Regions from separate parts of the Homo sapiens genome. Here regions 1 and 3 are each linked to region 2. Evidence: chromatin contacts called from ENCODE Hi-C or POLR2A ChIA-PET data. All regions are on one chromosome and are shown on one strand. The core of a region is the stretch at or near the end of the contact, and the rest is flanking DNA. Distances in the headings are between cores, read along the strand shown.

What was found. Hi-C counts contacts between places; a loop is a spot of excess contacts on that map. ChIA-PET counts read pairs that join two places held with the same protein, here RNA polymerase II (POLR2A). Pooled maps may share reads with other maps.
Region 1: a loop to region 2 is called in a map of B cell, with 2.6 times the contacts of the local background. The contact joins two enhancer-like sites. A Hi-C loop is called at or near these places in 1 of 168 maps with a recorded cell type or tissue (B cell) and 6 of 50 pooled maps. POLR2A ChIA-PET finds 5 or more read pairs at or near these places in 5 of 52 experiments (AG04449, B cell, CD8-positive, alpha-beta T cell and 2 more).
Region 3: a loop to region 2 is called in a map with no recorded cell type, with 2.1 times the contacts of the local background. The contact joins two enhancer-like sites. A Hi-C loop is called at or near these places in 1 of 37 single-sample maps with no recorded cell type and 1 of 50 pooled maps. POLR2A ChIA-PET finds 5 or more read pairs at or near these places in 3 of 52 experiments (H1, activated CD4-positive, alpha-beta T cell and activated T-cell).

Annotation. Positions count from the first base shown.
Region 1 is chr3:71,509,109-71,512,521 of GRCh38, reverse strand. The region is part of intron 2 of FOXP1 (forkhead box P1); the gene reads left to right. Among named protein-coding and RNA genes, the nearest start is that of MIR1284, 31 kb to the left of the region's middle. RefSeq lists a silencer at 1,670-1,964. Within about 2 kb of position 1,306, at least 4 of the 41 ENCODE cell types and tissues checked have a DNase peak (open chromatin) inside an H3K27ac peak, as active enhancers do; they include B cell, where a contact is called at or near this core.
Region 2 is chr3:71,354,025-71,357,819 of GRCh38, reverse strand. All of the region lies in intron 4 of FOXP1 (forkhead box P1), which reads left to right. Among named protein-coding and RNA genes, the nearest start is that of FOXP1-AS1, 66 kb to the right of the region's middle. Within about 2 kb of position 1,444, at least 2 of the 41 ENCODE cell types and tissues checked have a DNase peak (open chromatin) inside an H3K27ac peak, as active enhancers do; they include B cell, where a contact is called at or near this core.
Region 3 is chr3:71,562,390-71,565,790 of GRCh38, reverse strand. The region is part of intron 2 of FOXP1 (forkhead box P1); the gene reads left to right. Among named protein-coding and RNA genes, the nearest start is that of FOXP1, 20 kb to the left of the region's middle. Within about 2 kb of position 1,275, at least 5 of the 41 ENCODE cell types and tissues checked have a DNase peak (open chromatin) inside an H3K27ac peak, as active enhancers do.

The DNA of each region.
Region 1 (3,413 bases), core at 57-2,556, 150 kb before region 2:
TGATGGGGGAAAAATAGACTCTTCAGGAACATGCATATGGTGCTTTTGGTAACAAGGCAATAAGGTAATAGGTGGAGGAAGGTTAGGAGTTCATTTTTGGGTGGGGATTTCTTCCTTTGTGTCTGCAAGAGAGGTGGGATATGGCTCTGGCTTTTTACCTTGCTTACAGGGTGTGTCTGCTCTTAAATCTTCTCCTGAGATGGGGCCTAGGCTATGCTGCCTGTCCTTAGCCAAGATAAGAGGTCATTTAGGGGCCAGGTATATTACCCTACCCTTCGCCAGGCCCTATATCCTGTCTCTAAGGCACCACTGGGAGGCAATATAGCACAATGTGAACTAGGTTCAACCCCTGGTTCCCCTCCACTTAATTACTATGTGACCTTGAGCAGGTGACTTCCCATCTCTGAGCCGTGGTTTTCTCACGTATAAAGATGCATTCCTACATCAGAGCTTTGTTGTGAGGAACCAAATGGGAAAATCTATGTCAAGGGCTGAGCACTGCACTTGGCACAAAGTAAATGTTGACTAAATGGCAGCTATTATTGTTGTCGTCATCACCAGCAGTTCCGTCAACTCCTACCTGAGCCTTAGGCCAGTTTTGTTAAGATTAATTTAGTTTCCAAAAAAGATGTGCTAATTGGATTATTACATTTTCATGTGTTTACATCTATATATACATGCATGGCTTTGAAATCTACACATGAATATATTTATCCATTCAAGTTTCTCTTTTAAAAATCTGTAAGGATTATATTTTTAAGTCATTGAACCATGATGAGATTCTTTTTCAAAAAAAGGATTGCTATAAGTGATCATTATGTAGGCCATCAAAATGGAGAATAATGTAGACATGGAGCTAAAAGAAAACCAAAAAAAAGGAAGTCAGTGTTCATACAGGGCCACCAATTGAGTGCATATTTTTATGGCCTGGTTATTTAAAAATATTGGCACTTGCCTACATTGTTTAGGATTGGATGACACAGACAGAGATGTTTTGGGGTTGGGGTAATTTTTTTTTTTTTTTTATTAATTCTACAACTTGTAGACTTGTAATCAGGAGTGGCTTATCAGCAGCTTTTCAAAATCTGACATTCCACATGGAATGCCCCAATGGAGGAAATTTAGCACTCTGTGAATGCTTTTACAGTTGAATTCCACACATATGAATTATGACAAGTGAGGCTGACTACACTGTGGTTTGTTGTGTCTGGTCTGGTTCCTACTTTTAAAGTTGCAGTTGCGTTTGGTCATTTGAAGCTTATTTTCACAGTCTGGCCAAGCCAGCAGGGTCCCGGGGCTCTGCAGGGGACATAAACCACCAGCCTTTAAGCCAGAGTGCTCAGTAGATAAGCATTTCAAGACTTCATTGCATCATACAAAAGGACTTATGGGCTTATTTAACATACACTATTTGACTTAATTTAGATATTTAATGGAAAGAAAAGCCTTTTATTATCACCGAAGGAAAGAACTGCCAAACATTGTGAGGCTCAGTTGAAATATTATAACGGATATACAGAGTGCAAATATATTTCACTGCCTTACATAATGGGGTGTTTAATAATAGTTGTTTCTTTAAATTTAGCACACGTATCTCAGACATTTGCACTTTGTAAATTATAGGCCGTGGTTCAAGAAACTCAGTTTTAAAAAAATTGTTTTAATGAGGCATGTACTGATTTTTTAAAAATGACCTTCAGCTTTGATTTATGTTTATGAGCCCAGATTGGGGAGTTCATGCCAGGAATGAACACTTTCCGTCCTGACTTTTTACAAATGTAAATATGAGCAATGGCTGGGTCTGCTGACTCGATTGGACAGAGCTTAGTTGAACATTGCAGTTGGTAGGCATCAGCCCCCTCTGCAGGTCTGGTGGCTGGGAAGAGCAAGGAGCTCACTACAGCACTGGGAGGACACTACACATAAGTGTCTAGGGGGAAGCCTTTCCATTGTGCTGCACCTGTGTGCTTTCATTTTCTGAAGTACCTGGACTGGCTCAGATTGCCAAAGCCCAAGGCCCAAGATCAACTGATTTTTTTTTTTTAGAGACAGAGTCTCACTCTGTTGCCCAGGCTGGAGTGCAGTGGTGGGATCTCAGCTCACTACATCCTCTGCCTCCTGGGTTCAAGCGATTCTCCTGCCTCAGCCTCCCAAGTAGCTGGGATTACAGGCAAGTACCACCACACCTGGCTAATTTTTTGTATTTTTAGTTGAGACGGGGTTTCACTGTGTGGGCCAGGCTGGTCCTCAAGTGATACACCCGCCTTGGACTCCCAAAGTGCTGGGATTACAGGAATGAGCTACCGCACATGGCCTGACTCTTCTTATTTATTTATTTTTTGAGACAGAGTCTTGCTGTGTTGTCCGGGCTGGAGTGCAATGGCGCAATCTCGGCTCACTACAACCTCCGCCTCCGGGGTTCAAGCGATTCTCCTGCCTCAGCCTCCCTGGTAGCTGGGATTACAGGTGCCTGCCACCACACGCCTGGCTAATTTTTGTATTTTTAGTAGAGATGGGGTTTCACCATGTTGGCCAGGCTGGTCTCCAACTCCTGACCTCAGGTGATCTGCTCGCCTTGGCCTCCCAAAGTGCTGGGATTACAGGCGTGAGCCACCGTGCCTGGCCTGATTCCTTCTTTTTAGAGACAGAGTCTTGCTCTCTTGGCCATCCTGGAGTGCAGTGGCCTAATCATAGCTCATTGCAATCTGAAACTCCTGTGCTCAAGTGATCTTCTTGCCTCAACCTCCTGAGTAGCTAAGAATCAGGTGCATGTCACTGAGCCCGGCTAATTTTTAATTTTTTGTAGAGACAGAGGCTTCTTTATGTTGCCCAGGCTGGTCTTGAACTCCTAGCCTCAAGCAATTCTCCCATCTGAGCCTCCTAGAGCATAACTGATTCTTAATTTGGGGCCTAGCTTGTCCTTTCAGGAGGTGAGGAGCTGTTGTGGGTTGAATTATGTCCTCCCCCCATGATGTATACACTGAAGCCCTCACCCCCAGTACCTCACTCGGAATGTGACTGTATTTGGAGATAGGGACTTTAAAGAGATAATTAAATTAAAAATGAGATCATTAGGATGGGCCCAAATCCAGTGTGACTGGTATCCTAATAGGAAGAGGAGATTCTAACAAAAACCCACACGGGAAGACCGTGTGATGACACAGAGGGAAGATGGCCAAAAAGAGGGGCCTCAGGAGAAACCCACCCTGTGGATACCTTGATCTTCGACTTTCAGCTTCTAGAGTCATGAGCAAATATTAATGAATGCCTGTGGTTCAAGCCACCCAGTCTCTTGTACTGGGTTACAGCAGCCCTGGCTGACTAATAAGGGAGCATACAGTATCAGAATCTGCACAAGGGCATGCTTCATCTCTATTCTCTATTATAATACAATGCTTAAATATGAAAAAATG
Region 2 (3,795 bases), core at 195-2,694:
AGCAGTTTGTGTCTTCTATCTTTCTACTCTGCTTATTCAAGTGCGTTCCTTCATCTTCAAGGTCACATGGTGGCTGCTGGCTCTCAGGCCATTGCCTCTACATCCAAGACAAAAAGTAGTTTTCCTGGCTGAGGCAGGCCTTTTTAAAGCACTTTCCCTGTAGCCTTATCCAATGATGCCTGCTTACATCCTATTAGCCACCCCTAACTGTAAGGGTGTCTGGGAAATGCATCCTTAGACTTGAACAATTTGATGTCCCAGGTAAATTCTGGGTTCTAGTACTAAGAAAAGGTGAATGCTTACTGAGCAACCATTATGGTTACTTTTACGAAATCATGCTGTCAATTTTGCTTACATGTTTAATTTTTATTTATTTTCAATGAATGCCTTCTGTTGACTGTGCCTTGTTTGAATTTTACATGTTAGAATTTTAGCCTGTTTAATTCTCAGCAGAGATACAGCTCAGTAAATATTTTAAGACCACAATATTCTTACTGAAAGTGCCATGGCAAATCTGAGAAATACATTTCTTTATTAAGAGAGCTATAAAGCAAAATTTAAACTCTCGAATATGCTAGTCTAGTGGGTTTTCCTTCCTGTGGATGTAAGATTTCATTAAGGCTTGAGTACTAGCATGAGGTCTTAGTGGCACGCACTCACACCCAATTCTGTTCCCCCTATATGGGCAGGGGACATTGCTGACAGCTTTGCATTGTCCCTCTGTTCTTATGTAGACTCAAGGACGGGACAGAACTCTCCATCCTACCTTTCTGTGATTTGTTGCTCCCTGTATCTCTGCTGAAAGCTTACCGTGGGAGTGGGGTGCACGGGACAAGTAAGCCACTCCTGTCCAAATTTTCTGTCCCAAATTGGCCTGTACATGATTCTTGTGAGCCACTTTTTATCCCATAAAATGAATAGAATGAGACTTCCCTATGCTTTGTATTAATAATATATTCTCTGCCTATACTGGCCTGTGACGAGTAGTCATAAAACTTAGGGTAATGGATGCATTCGCAGAAACTCCTTGGATGCCTCCTGTGGATACAGGATAGCAGCATGGTTAAGAGTGTCTGCTTTGAAGTTAGATTGGCTTAGACTCAGATTCCACCTTTTCCACTTCCTGGCTGAACAACCCTAGGCAAGTTACTTAACCTTTCTGTGCCACGGCCTCCTTATCTGGAAAAGGGGATAAAAATAGAAGCCAGCTCACTCTGAAGAGTTAGAGAGGTGATGCTTGTAAAGAGCTTAGCACGGATCCTGGTACATCATAAATGCCAGCATTGTACTAGGCACCCCAGGTGATACAGTGGAAATCTCTGTCTCTGACAAGCTTGTACCATCCTGTTGCTGGTTCACTGGTCGTTGTTTTACTGATAGATGACGCATGTTTCGCAGTCCATTGCTCCTCACCTGGTATTCCCTTGTAAATGCAAGTACAGCCTTGGGAGCTTGTCCTGCTGCACATCTGCAAGGACACGTGCAGCTATGTATACAGCTGCTGTAGCCCTGTTAGCAGAGCTTAGGTCTCTGGATCCTGTTTTGAGGATTTCCCCTGAGAAGCATACAGTTCTTTTTTTATTCCTTTTTTTTTTTTTTTTTTTTTGACTTAGTCAGACAATGGTCCTGCCTCGCAAGCAGAATTCACTAACTGCTTTCAAGTTGGTATTGCTGATGATAATCTGAAACTGTAGGGTTTCGCTCGTGCAGGCTGATGTTACATGATGTCGATCTTCTGCCACCTCATCCTCCATCCCTGCCTCTGTGCTGACTCGGCAAAGCAGGTCCTAGTCCCCCACAGATCCTCTTGGGAATGGCCCTCAAAGGACTGTGTCATCTGCACACAGAAGCTGCCACAGGTCCGTGGCAAAGAATGTCAGCAGTACTCATGGATGACCCAGTTGGTGACTTGTACCCAGATTGAAAAACAGTGCCAACCACGTGACCCTGGCTGTCTCTTGAGTTTTTGAGCCCTGTTAGGTGAGACGGGTAAGAGTCACACCACCTATAATAACAAACCTGCAGTGATAATTCATTAACATTGACACCATATCACAGAACTGATGGTTTTGGGGCAACAGACCCCAGCCTATAGTAGTACTTATCAGGGGTCTGCCTGACATAGGCTTTGCTTCCATCATGTTCACTGTGTGGAGATAGTGGCTTGAAGATCTGGCGTGTTCAAAAGACTCTTGGAAACTTCGAGCTTTTGCCGCGTGGTTTCCAATATTTTATTTAAACCCCATTACTCTTCTCAGATGTCATAAAATCTCCCTTGCCTCTGAATTACGGGATACCTTCCATGCCTCCCAGGACTCACTCCTTCTCATCCCTTAGTGTTCAGTTCAAAAATCAACCCCTTAAACATGCCTTTGCTGACCACCTACGTGAAAGGGGACAGCCCCTTTATTATTTTTCTTGATCCAAACCTCTTGTTTGTTCCATATGTTACAGCCCTGTCCCTTCATGAATTCACCTGTTTATCAGGTAATAAGCAAGAAGTAGGTCGTATTCAGTGTGGCTTCTCCATGGCTAGCAGTGCCTAACATATGGTAGGTATGCATGCAGTCGGTATTTGTTGAATCAGTCAGAGTCTGGGGATTTCCCTGTGAATTTCTGTATTTTTATGGCACCTAAGAGGACTGTATCTGGTTGAGGGAGAAAGAGAAGGAACAAAGCTACACACATCACCTTTATTGTAGGAATAAAATACTGCCCTTGGGTTTTCTCTGGAAAGTTCCCACTATGTACTGCATACTCTGCGTGTCCCATCCGGAAGGGGTTATACATTATCTTCCCCATGAAGACAGAATCATTTGCCACTTGAGCCTGAAGGATATTGTGGGTGGTACAAATTGATTAAGGACATTGGGATCCAAGCTCAAACCCCAACACTCTCATTCAGTGGCTCTTTTTTTGGACAAATTATTTTCTCTCTCTAAGACTCAGTTTACTTGCCTGGGGCAGGGGTAATAGCATTACCTAGCCACTGAGCTATTGCGAGGATTAAATTAGATGGTACGTATAAAGCACTTTGCACAACGTCTGGAACAGAATAACAGTGCTGTTGATTTAAGGGTATCAGCAAAGGCTTTGGGGACCTCCACTGATAAAACTCATCTTCTGCTTTCTTCTGATGTTCATTTTAGAGGTGGCAAAGATGGCAAAGAACCTTGATTCCCGATTATATTTGCTCATGTTTCATGTGCTGAATTAACTTCAAAAAGTACAAAATAAGCAAGCAGTGAGATAGTCTGTTTTATATTTGTTGTTGACACGTTGACTGTTGGATGCTCATGACCTGTCTCAGGTAGCACATGCTAGAAACCTCAAGCGCTGCAATGGCTCAGTGTCTGGAGCCTGACCCACATCCAGAAAACCATGGAAATTGAGAGTTTGGGGTGCTGCAGTGTCTGTACGCCTTCTTGCTGGGGATATGTTTTGCCTTTAAGTTAATCAGAGCTGGTTTGATCTCCTGCCTTGCAATAGAGGGCATCTTAAATTTCCTTAAATTCTCTTCTCTCTCTCTTTTTTTTTTTCTGGAGACGGAGTCTCGCTCTGTCACCCAGGCTGGAGCGCAGTGGCGCAATCTCAGCTCACCATAACCTCCGCTCCTGGGTTCAAGCGATTCTCCTGCCTCAGCCTCCCTAGTATTTTTTTTTTTTTTTTGTATTTTTAATACAGACGGGGTTTCACCTTGCTGGCTAGGCTGGTTTTGAACTCCTGATCTTGTGATCCGCTCATCTCAGCCTCCCAAAGTGCTGGGATTACAGGCGTGAACCACCGCGCCCAGCC
Region 3 (3,401 bases), core at 26-2,525, 210 kb before region 2:
CATCCAAACCCAACATCATTATGCGTAGAGATCTTTGTCAACAAGCTTATGAGATTCATCTGCTTCAACCTTTTATTTACTAAATAGATGGCCGCCCAGGATCAAATGGGCCATCTTTATGCATAGTTACCATTTCTGCAACAAATACGGCTTTTAGTTACATTTTGACTACCGAAAATATACTAGGTACTATACCAAGTATAAGCTGCCGCTTTTTCTTTCTAGCCTGAGCACTTAATTAAGACCTGACAGATTGATTTTTCCATTAGGCCAGAAGGCAGGTGTCGTCTTGAGTAATTCTTGATTTGAATTTCTTATTAAGAGTCTGTTTAGCTCCCCCCCCATCACTGCCACCAAATATGTGTATTTAGCAGAGACTCTCTCTTACCCAACGAGTTTTACACAACGAATTGGTAACAACCAAAATAAAATATCCTAACAATAAAGTACTGTTTCAAAGGTACCAATAAGGAATGTTGCCTTCCTGCTGCAGTGTGCCTGGTATCCCTATAGAAGGCCTGCCCGTGGGTTAATGTGGTCTGGTAGTCTGAAGCCCGTGAAGCCATCATTTCTCATCCTTTTTTTAACCCCTAACACTCCACTATGGACAAATTGACAGAAGACATTGGTATCTGTATAGCCCCTAACTCCTCAGTGGATGATTTGACTTCTTTCATTTTTCTTTTTTCTTTGAGACAAAGTCTTGCTCTGTCGCCCAGGCTGGAGTGCAGTGGTGCGATCTCGGCTCCCTGCAACCTCGCCTCCCGGGTTCAAGAGATTCTCCTGCCTCTGAGACTACAGGCGTGTACCACCACGCCCTGCTAATTTTTGTATTTTTAATAGAGACGGAATTTCAGCATGTTGGCCTGGCTGGTCTTGAACTCCTGACCTCAGGTGATCCACCCACCTCAGCCTCCCAAAGTGCTGAGATTACAGGCCTGAGCCACTGCCTGTAATGATTTGATTTATTTTCTTTCTCTTTTCAATTTCCATCCTCCAAAAATGTTATGGAAATAACTTCCCCAAAATGATTGTCTGCCCGTCCACTGAAATATAAATTCCCACTTACAAATAATTTTTAAGAAAACTCTGTAATTGACATTTAACTCCAGGGATAAAGAGTGTTGCTAATCTCAGCCTGCATCACTGGCCAAGGGTGTAACCAAATCCTCATCCAATGTGGTCATGTGTGTCAGTCACACTGCAACGTGGTAGTTACGGGCAGCGACTCAAGGTCGGCCAACCAGAGACTTTTAACACTTGTTGGGTGACTCAAAGCTTATTAACCTTTCTGATTTACCTTGATCTTCCATAAATGTGTGTGTATGTTTGTGTGGGTTTAAAAGGACAGAATAAAGAACTTACCTCATCAATTTGTTCGGTGGATTAAATGAGATAATCCATGTGGAATGTGACACAGGGTGCCTGGCAAATACAGGAGCTTTATATATGTTAGCTTTTCTGATTATTACTATTGTATCGTTATTGGTTAAAAGTCACATTAAATAGCCAAGGCAGATAACGGATGAGAACTTTGCAAAGATTACGAAAAAACTGAAGGAAGCCTACCTTGTATATGTGGCATGAGCTTTGGAACATCAGGTTAATTACCTTATTGCTGTGTTTTGGGGTTTGTGTTGACTTGCTTTGGTTTTTGTCTGTTTGCTTTTGAATAAGGTCCTAAAATACGGTTTTGCTGGGTTTTTTATTTGCTTCTGAAATTAGTGCAGGTGCAAGTAACAGGAAGTGAAACCTTAAGTGGCCTGAGGGAACCTCATTCAAATGGTGCCAAGCAGGTATAATATACAAGCATTATCACCTTACTGATAATCTGGCATACTGTGGGTATTCACACGTGCCATTCAGATTTCAGAGATGAAGTCATACGGCAGTTTGGCACCAGCTTGCCCAGCTCCTTAGGAAAGGTGAGAGAGAGGAAAGCCCTCATTTTTTGAGACAGTGTTGAAAACACGGTTTTACTTGTCGAGTGGCACAGGATTGCAGTTGTCATTTGGTCACATTGTCTTTGACGTTCCACCTTGGGTGCAAGGAAAATATCTTTAATAAGTGAATTCACACCCTGTTTATAGAGTTACAAAGTCTCCTCTGGGTTTGAGACTGTGTTACATATATCCTCATATTCTGAAATGTAGAAAAATTTACATATTGAAGACCCAAGACTAGAATACCACATTTTCATGGCTACAATACAAAGTTTTCCAAATGTTTAAATATTCTCACAGCCCGGTGGTTATATCTAAATAAAGCATTGTCCTTAAGACTTACTTTGGTTCTTTGTCCTGAAGGATTTAGAGAGAACCCACAGTTGCTTTGCCTTTGCGGTAGGTAAGGTGACTCTGTTCTCAGCCAGTTGCCGATCTTTGCATGCACTGAGCCCTTAGACATGCATTGAGTTGAATAAAATTTGCCCAGCTTGGTCTGCCATCCTAGGGGGCCTCTCCATGTGCCCTTTTTTGTTAAACTCAGAAGTGGGTCATATGTACAAGATGCCCATCTATGTCTTGCTTTTAGTAAGAAAGCATCTGAAACAACCTACTGCACCCCATAGAGTAGCCAGAGCTTTTGCATCTCTCCCCTAGGGCTCCACTGAGCCAGGATGTTGTTCCTTTTCCTTCAGCTTGCTCCTCCCCAGCCACTCCCTGGCCACAGTCACACACATACACATACACACACCCCTCTGCAGTTTGCTCCCACTTTGCCTTGCATGGCCAGCCTGGCTCCTCATTCATCTCTCCAACCTCAGCAGGCTCACATTCTGTATTTTCCTGGAAGGGCACTTGCTAGGGGCACAATGCTTCTCTTCCCATTGCTCTTAAAGGAAGGGATGAGAACAGGGAGCGATTGCATGAGTGGGAGGGAATACCAAATAAAATAGAGACAAAGGAATGGGCCCAGGAAGTCCAGATTATGTATCTGTTGGGCCCAGAAGTCTTTGCTCAACTTCTTATTTGAGTAAGACCCAAGAAAGATCCAGTTCCACTAATAGAAAAACCAAATTATTCTATTCCTGACATGTATCATCTCTGAAGCAGACAAAATAGAACTGAGCCTCAGTGTGGTCCCTTAGTATTTGGGTGACCTTGGGTCAATTTCTTAGCCTCAGTTTACTCTTCTGTAAAATGATTTTGTTGTTGATAATAGGTACCTGTCTGGGTTGTTGTAAGGATAATTCACATGATGCCCAGTGTCTGTCATATCCTAAGCCCTCAGTGAAAGGTCAATAATATTAGCGCTTATGACTCTGTTGGTTAAAGGCAGTAGTTCATTGTGCCTAGTCAAGAATCCAGCCCAACACATAGTTCAGTAGATACTGAGCCAGAGTCTGGTTCACATCCCCAGCCTGGCCACTGACAAGCCGCATGACCCTTAGACAAGCTATT